2 separate regions of the Homo sapiens genome follow, and region 2 is linked to region 1. The links are chromatin contacts, found by Hi-C or POLR2A ChIA-PET in ENCODE. All regions are on one chromosome and are shown on one strand. The core of a region is the stretch at or near the end of the contact, and the rest is flanking DNA. Distances in the headings are between cores, read along the strand shown.

Region 1 (3,948 bases), core at 802-3,301:
CCATGAGATGCTCTCTTAAGAAAGAGGAATTCTATTTAGCTGCGTGGGCCCACAGAGGAGAGCCAGAATCAGTGGGTAAAGGTTTCAGGGAAGTAGATTTCAGTTCAATATAAGAAAGACTTTTCTAAGAGACCTGCTGGCAAATATAAACAGGCTACCTTGATGAGTATTCAGTGAGGCTGAATGACCACTTATTAGAAATGTCAGAGAGGAAACTCAAGCATAGATCCCATGTTTGGATCAGATAAACTTGAATGTTCCTTTCAGTCCCAACATTCTCTGTTAAAATTAGATTGTACTCCAGCCAAAGAACAGATTTCAATGGCACTTAGATATATCTCTTATAATTGTTAAGAACATGTGCATGGTCAACAAATATTTCTGACCGTTGTTGATTTGGTGGATATTTAAAAAGATTTAGAAAATTTACTAAGAAAGAAAAATGGAATAAATATACAAACTGTAGAGGACAGTCACAGGACCTTGGGAAGGTGGATGGTCCCCTACTAAGATTTTGGGGTCCCAAAGTACAAGCTGTAGCAAAACTGGACTTGTGCTAGTCAACATCTTGTTTATTTTGTGCAAAGCTGCCATCTCAATTTCACACACACGCAAAAGCAAAAAACAAAATAACGGAGCTTGACTTATCTACTAAAAGCTAATCTATCCTGAAAGAATGTGTTAAAATTACTCCCAGTAAGAGCTGACACAGTATAAAAGCTGTAATTTCCCAACTACCATCAGTATGTGAGATTTTGGGAAAGTCGATAGAAGCAAAGGATGATTTAGTAGCTGTATCAGGAACATAGTTTTCATATCCACAAATTGCTACAGAATCATGGAGTGTCACTGGCTCTAAAGCGCTGCCGGTGGACGCCACCTCATTAGCTGACACCTCTTAATCACTGTGGCTGGAATGTGGGCTTCCCTATCTTGAAACCGACCGCGGGCGATCAGAGCCGGCGGCGAGTGAGAGCTGCAACCACTGCGGGCTGAGCTCCGACACCAGAATCGGCGCAGAGACAGGGGACCGACCAGGCCAACTCTCTCCACTTGGGGCTGGGAGGGCAATTACCACCGACCCCCTTGGCTTCCCATCTACGACCCCGGAAGCCTCCCCTCCTCCAGGTACCCAACCTTCTGCGTGTCACCAATCACCCGCTACCCCCGCCTCCCCGCCCCCGGGAGCGCCTCCCAGGCCAAGGCTCCGAGGGCCCCGCGCATCTCCAAGACCGGACAGGGGTCCTCACTCGCAACACCTGCGGCTGGCAGAGGGAAAATACCAAGGGTGTGGGGGAGGGGGAGAGTGTCTCTCAGCCGCCTCAGATGGTCCTTCGGGCTCCCTGGGGACGCGCAGAGCTTCGGCGGAGATGGGAGCGGGGAGGGGTTAACGCGGGAAATTAAGAGACTCGGGCAATTGGCGGTGCTCAAGTTAACCGGGTCTGTGGCGAGAGTTCTGGGGTTGGGAGCTGCCGGCCGCGCACTCGCCCCGGGTCTGCAGCCACCGCCGCGGCGGTAGTTCTAGGGCGGAGCGCTCTCCCGCGCCGCGCCGCGGGCTGGGGGCACCAGAGGCCGCGCGGAGGCCGGGGCGGGCACCTGAGCTGGCGCGCAGCCGGGGCAGGGGCTGCAGTCCAGCGCCGGGGAAGGGGCGACCGAGCTGCGTGCGTGTGCAAGACCGGCCGCCGGCGCCTCGCGCCCCGACAGGTGCAGGCGCGCGGGCTTCCCATTGGTCGCGGCGGCGGGCCCCTTTCCCCGTCCCCGCCCTCGCCAGTCTCCGGCCACGCCGCGGCGCCGGCTGGGTTGGCAGAGGCGCGTGCTCGCGCGCCCGCGCACCCCTCGCCCCGTCCCCGCCCCCCCACTCACCCCGTCCCCACCCACTCCCTCTCTCCGCGCCGCCGCCGCCGCGCGCTCGCGAGTTCAGGTAGCGGGCGCGCGGGCGCCTCCGCGGGGGCGCGCGGCCGGGCTCCCGTCCTCCCCCAACACCCGCCCGCTCGGGGGCGCCTGGGGAGGGAGCGCGCGGGCGGGGGAGCTGGAGCCGAGCGCCGCCGCCGAAGCTTCCGTCTCGCTCGCTCGCGCAGCGGCGGCAGCAGAGGTCGCGCACAGATGCGGGTTAGACTGGCGGGGGGAGGAGGCGGAGGAGGGAAGGAAGCTGCATGCATGAGACCCACAGGTAAGACCGACAGTCCCGGAAGGGTCTTCCATTCCGAGGAGGCGCGCGCAGGCCGGGGAGGGGGAGTTGGTGCCTGGTGCAGCTCCCCAAGGGAGAATTTTTTTTTTTTTTTTGACAGCGCAGAGAAATCTCACTGGGGACTGGGGCAGTAGGATCGATCCCAATCCCGAGGAAAACCAGAGAAGTAGCTGGGGGAGACGGTGCCACATTGTGAGATTCCCAGAGTGAAATGTATAGGCCCAGGGAAAAGTGTCTTCGCGGCCCCGAGACGCGGGGAGGCTCTAGACTTTCCTGTGGTGGGCACAGCTGCTGAATCCCGGGGACCGGCGCGGAGCCAATGTGCGCTAACCCCTGCCCTCCCTCCTGTCCTCCATCCCCCAGCACGCGCAGCATCCCACGGCGGCTGTTACTCAGTGCACCCGGCTCGGGGGAAGGCGGGGGACCTCGCCGTGGGAAAGGGGGCGGGGGCCGCGCGGGGGAGGAACCAGGATGGAGCCTGGGAAGCCGAGGCGCCGGGTCCCAGAGCGGAGGAGGGGGAGCGTGGCCCCCGAGCCCGGACAGACTGGCTTATTGTGGTGTTCCGCTTCTGGTTGCAGACTCTTGCAAGCTGGATGCCCTCTGTGGATGAAAGATGTATCATGGAATGAACCCGAGCAATGGAGATGGATTTCTAGAGCAGCAGCAGCAGCAGCAGCAACCTCAGTCCCCCCAGAGACTCTTGGCCGTGATCCTGTGGTTTCAGCTGGCGCTGTGCTTCGGCCCTGCACAGCTCACGGGCGGTGAGTGACCCAGCTGTGGTGGGAGGGCCTGGGGATGGCCCAGAGGGGAGAAAGAGCCTAGCTGCCAGGACAGCCCTGCACCCCTCCCCCATACACCCAGACTTCAGGAGGATCTGACAACGCGAGGGTGCCTGCGTCCCAGCCTATGGCCGCCCTTCTCCGAAACCGCTGGAGTTCCCTGAAAATTCCCATGTGGAGCCCGCACAGATTCACACACCCACATTCTGTCTGGAGCTTCCCACCAGCCTCCGGGCCTGGCTTCTCCCAAGGAAAGACAATAAAGCCTGGCCCATTATTCCCACTTTGGCCAAGGAAGCGGGGGCGGGGGGGGGAGGGGTGGGGGGTGGGGGCAGTGGGGAGTGGTGTATTTGTGGACCTCTTGCCAATGCCTTCAGCAGATAGAGGTCAGATTTCAGCCTCTGGATTTAAGCAAGAGTTTAAGAACCACCTTTGAGAATGTGAAGGGTCTGGAAACGTGGTCAGACTGGCTGCGGGGCAGGTTTATTTGAAAGTTAACTTTCCCTTCCCCTGTGTGTGCAGCATGTATGTGTATGTTGGGGGCGTGGAGGAGGTGCAGAGGTATTCTTTCAGGTGTGCCTCTGACAGATTGCTTTGCTCATCGAGGTATGATTTCAGGGAATAAAGTCAGTTGCTCTTCTATGAAGTAGAAGTTAGCTGAAATAAAATTGATAGCCTCAGCCTCCGTGGGCGGCTAATCTATAACATATTTGGTTCTGGGGGAGGGGTATCTTTTAGTTGTGGTAGAGGAAGACAGATGGAGTTCCTGTCTGAATTTGAGAGCCTAGTCTCCCTGCCTCCACTGCTCATTGCTGTCCATCATTCCTGTCCATTGCAAACGTTCTCTAGAGCTTGCTGATGTGGACGTTAAAAGGAGCTGAGATACTGTTAATATATAAATAAATTATCTTTGGTTGAAAAGCAAGTATTGACTGATGTAAATAAACCATTTTAGCGTTTTAAAATATTGCTGTTTCAGAG
Region 2 (3,948 bases), core at 429-2,928, 190 kb after region 1:
TTTTCTGGGGCCTCTTTTATAAAGGCATGAATCCCATTCATGAGGGCTCCACCCTTATAGCCTAATCACTTCCCAAAGGCCCTACCTCCTAACACCATCACCCTGGGGATTAGGTGTCAACATATTAATTTGGAGAAGAACACAGGTATTTGGCCTATAGCAGGGGTCAGAGGTCAGAGATGATGAGCTATGCCTGAAGCCACGTAACCTGAAAGACAGAGCCAGTCCCCACACCTGCTCTCCCACTCCCATCCCATGCTCTCTGCCACACCCATGGCCATGCCTCTGCAGAACTGGGAGTGTCCTGGTCTTCTGGAGGGGTGGCCATATTAGGACGGAATATGTTTAGTCACCTATGACTAGCATTGTTTAAAAAAGAAATAGAATAGAACATAATAGAATAGAACGCAGCAGAATGAAATAGAACATTTCAGATGCACTGCCCATAAGAAAAGGAAATATTGTTTCATGAAATTTGTTTCACATGTATGTATGTGTTTATGTGCATGTGTACTGCGTATTGATATAAAATGTACTTTTTGATTGGGTCACTGTCTAGAAAAGTTTGAAAAACACTTTATTGTTTTATTGTTTATTCCTATATCCAGAGCTAATATCCTTTTTTCTAACCATCCCAATTATTCTCCATTAGAGAAAAGCATATTTTGTCTCAAATTTTTTTCAGCCTGTTACAATGATATAAAACAAATTCATCCAAACCTATTTTTGTCACAGGGAAACCCCCTTCCAGCTCTGAAAACTCTGGGGCTTCCACATGTCCTACAGGGTAAATCCAAATTTCCACTAGCTTCCAATGTTCCACATTTCCAGCCATACCTTCCGTAACTCCTCAATGCTCATGCTCCTGCCAGGCTTGTCTTCCCAAGGTAACTTCTGTCTGCCTAAGAAGAAGGCGCCCCCTTCAACTCCCCATCTCTATCTCTCAGGCCCTGAGCAAGTTTAACTTGCCTCTGACACTCTTCTGCTTTGCAGGCCATGGTGATTCCAATTTCCTGTGAAAACAGCATTTCTTGTGCAATAAGTGCATGGGGTCCCTTGTCACATGTTGCTGAGTTCCTGCATTAAAAATCACACTCCCTCAGCACAATGCTTTTTGAGATTCGTCTCTGTCTCATACGCATCAGTAGCCTGTTCCTCTTTTCTCAATCTCTAAGTAATACTACATTGTATTCCATGGATAAACAAAAATTTTCTCAGCCATTTGCAATGAGCTTGCCAAACTGCTAAGTCTGGGTGAACAGTCCCCATAAGACTGCCCTCTCCTCAGATGCCAAGTGTGGGGGTCCCCAGGGTTACCCTCACTTCAGATCAGCTGGCTACAAATTCAGAGGTCTCCACAACCACTCTCAGGCTTGACAATTTGCTAGAACAAGTAACAGAACTTGGGAAAGCCCTATACTTAAAATTACAGTTTTATGACAGTGAAAGAATACAAATTAGAAATAGCCAAAGCTTCTACTGCATAGGGCAGAATCTGGGAGAGTTTCAAATATGAAGCTTCCACGCCCCCAAGAACATGTTGCCTTCCCATCATCGATATGTGGCAATGTGCACAGAGTACTGTGGATCTTGGAAGTTCAACCGAGATTTGGTGTCCAGAGCTTTTAATGGGGCTCAATCACACACTGCCCAAGCACCTGGCCTTTAGTCTCCAGCTCCTCCCAGAGGCCAGAGCAAATACTGTGTGTTCCAAAGGCCCATCATAAATCACATCATTAGGCTGTTGCTGGCCAAAGCCCCCAGGCAAACGATGACACTCCTATTGCAGGAGACTTCAGGGGTCTAGAGATCACCTGCCAGTGGCCCAAGACAAAGACCAGACCTCTGTTTGGTTAATTCTGCACTACGCGCCATTCACCTGCCGATGGACATTTGGAGTGTTGCCAGGTTTTGGCTATCAGGAATAAAGCTGATGTTGGTAAATGCAACAACCTAGGTGAATCTCAAAACTATTAGACCAAGTGAAAGAAGTACATACTTATGATCCTATTTATAGAAACTATAGAAAAGTCAAATCTAACCTATGGCGATGGTAGAAGCAACTACAGCTACATAATTTGTAGGGCCCAGTACATTTTATTGTGTGTACCCCTCAATAACTCAATGAAGTAGATTTTTTATTTAAAAAATACCATTTACTGAGCTCTTGCTATAAAACCCCCGTTTGTCAAGGACCCCAAATTTGTAGCCAGCTGATCTGAAGCACTTTACTAAGCACTTTACAATATTAATATATTTGTGCTCAACTGATACTTACAGATGAAGAAATTTAGGCTGAAAGAAGTAACCTGCCCAAGGTTTCATCTGGCAAGGGACAGTATCTGGATTTGAACCCAGGACTGTTAGGCATTGAGAGCAGTGTGCCTAACCACCAAATACCAGTACTCCTGTCCTCTGTTTAACTCCTCCCTAGGTCATGGTCTGGCTTTTCATATATATTTTTCTGGTCTTCCCATCCACTGTAAGTTCCCAATAACAGAGACGTCATCAACAGTTGGGTACGCTGTGGAATACACACAGGAATTTCTTGTCAGACAGTTTTTTCATATGCATATATCTTCATACACAGGGATATAGGTTTTGTTTTTTTAATAAAATTGAGATCTCATTATGTAAACTGTAACATGATTTTTTTTTCATATAATGGTTCATGAGTTCATTTTTCCTCAAATCTTGGTGTTCACTGCATTACTCCTTGGTTGATTTTTCAAAGCAAGAAGGAAGATAAAGTTTTTAGGTTTTTAAAAGTGTCTGTGACATGCTGCTTTGCTATAGATGATAATCCTGCAGTCATACCTGCACAAGATCCTCTTATTACAATTGAGGGTGGTTGTTTCCTGTATATATTGACACTAAAGAAGATCAATAACTTACAGGAAAAAAGTCCTTCTGTCAAGAACATTTGATTCTGTTTTTAGAACAGTTACATTTCTTTAAGGACAGCTCTAAAGTGTAAAACATAAAATGTTTGCAAATATGTATATTATATATACCTTAAATGTGCATCAAGAACATTATATTTAATGACTGCATGTATTCCAAGAAGTAAATGTATCATAATTTATTTAGCCAATTCCCCATTGTTAGATAACTCGCCTTTCCCCATTTCTTTGAAATTATAAACAATGCTGCAATATTGAGACATGTTCGTGAAGTATGAATTTTACTTAAAAGTTTCTGGGGTAAAGAGTTAAGTACTTTAAACGATACGTAATTTTTTTTTAAGTTTTGTTTTTCTTTTATTATTATACTTTAAGTTTTAGGGTACATGTGCACATTGTACAGGTTAGTTACATATGTATACATGTGCCATGCTGGTGCGCTGCACCCACTAACTTGTCATCTAGCATTACGTATATCTCCCAGTGCTATCCCTCCCCACTCCCCCCACCCCACAACGGTCCCCAGAGTGTGATGTTCCCCTTCCTGTGTCCATGTGATCTCATTGTTCAATTCCCACCTATGAGTGAGAATATGAGGTGTTTTGTTTTTTGTTCTTGCGATAGTTTACTGAGAATGATGATTTCCAATTTCATCCATGTCCCTACAAAGGACATGAACTCATCATTTTTTATGGCTGCATAGTATTCCATGGTGTATATGCGCCACATTTTCTTAATCCAGTCTATCATTGTTGGACATTTGGGTTGGTTCCAAGTCTTTGCTATTGTGAATAATGCCGCAATAAACATACGTGTGCATGTGTCTTTATAGCAGCATGATTTATAGTCCTTTGGGTACATACCCAGTAATGGGATGGCTGGGTCAAATGGTATTTCTAGTTCTAGATCCCTGAGGAATCACCACACTGACTTCCACAATGGTTGAACTAGTTTACAGTCCCACCAACAGTGTAAAAGTGTTCCTATTTCTCCACATCCTCTCCAGCACCTGTTGTTTCCTGACTTTTTAATGATTGCCATTCTA

The links. Hi-C counts contacts between places; a loop is a spot of excess contacts on that map. ChIA-PET counts read pairs that join two places held with the same protein, here RNA polymerase II (POLR2A). Pooled maps may share reads with other maps.
Region 2: a loop to region 1 is called in a map of heart left ventricle, with 4 times the contacts of the local background. The contact joins the enhancer-like site here to the promoter of SUSD4 in region 1. A Hi-C loop is called at or near these places in 5 of 168 maps with a recorded cell type or tissue (Caco-2, Calu3, MCF 10A and 2 more) and 5 of 50 pooled maps. POLR2A ChIA-PET finds 5 or more read pairs at or near these places in 3 of 52 experiments (CD4-positive, alpha-beta T cell, naive thymus-derived CD4-positive, alpha-beta T cell and naive thymus-derived CD8-positive, alpha-beta T cell).

Annotation. Positions count from the first base shown.
Region 1 is chr1:223,362,279-223,366,226 of GRCh38, reverse strand. It overlaps SUSD4 (sushi domain containing 4), which reads left to right and starts at 2,051. Exons shown (of 9, transcript NM_017982.4): 1 at 2,051-2,170; 2 at 2,767-2,949. The coding sequence starts at 2,802.
Region 2 is chr1:223,172,946-223,176,893 of GRCh38, reverse strand. No RefSeq gene overlaps it. Among named protein-coding and RNA genes, the nearest start is that of TLR5, 32 kb to the right of the region's middle. Within about 2 kb of position 1,678, at least 4 of the 41 ENCODE cell types and tissues checked have a DNase peak (open chromatin) inside an H3K27ac peak, as active enhancers do.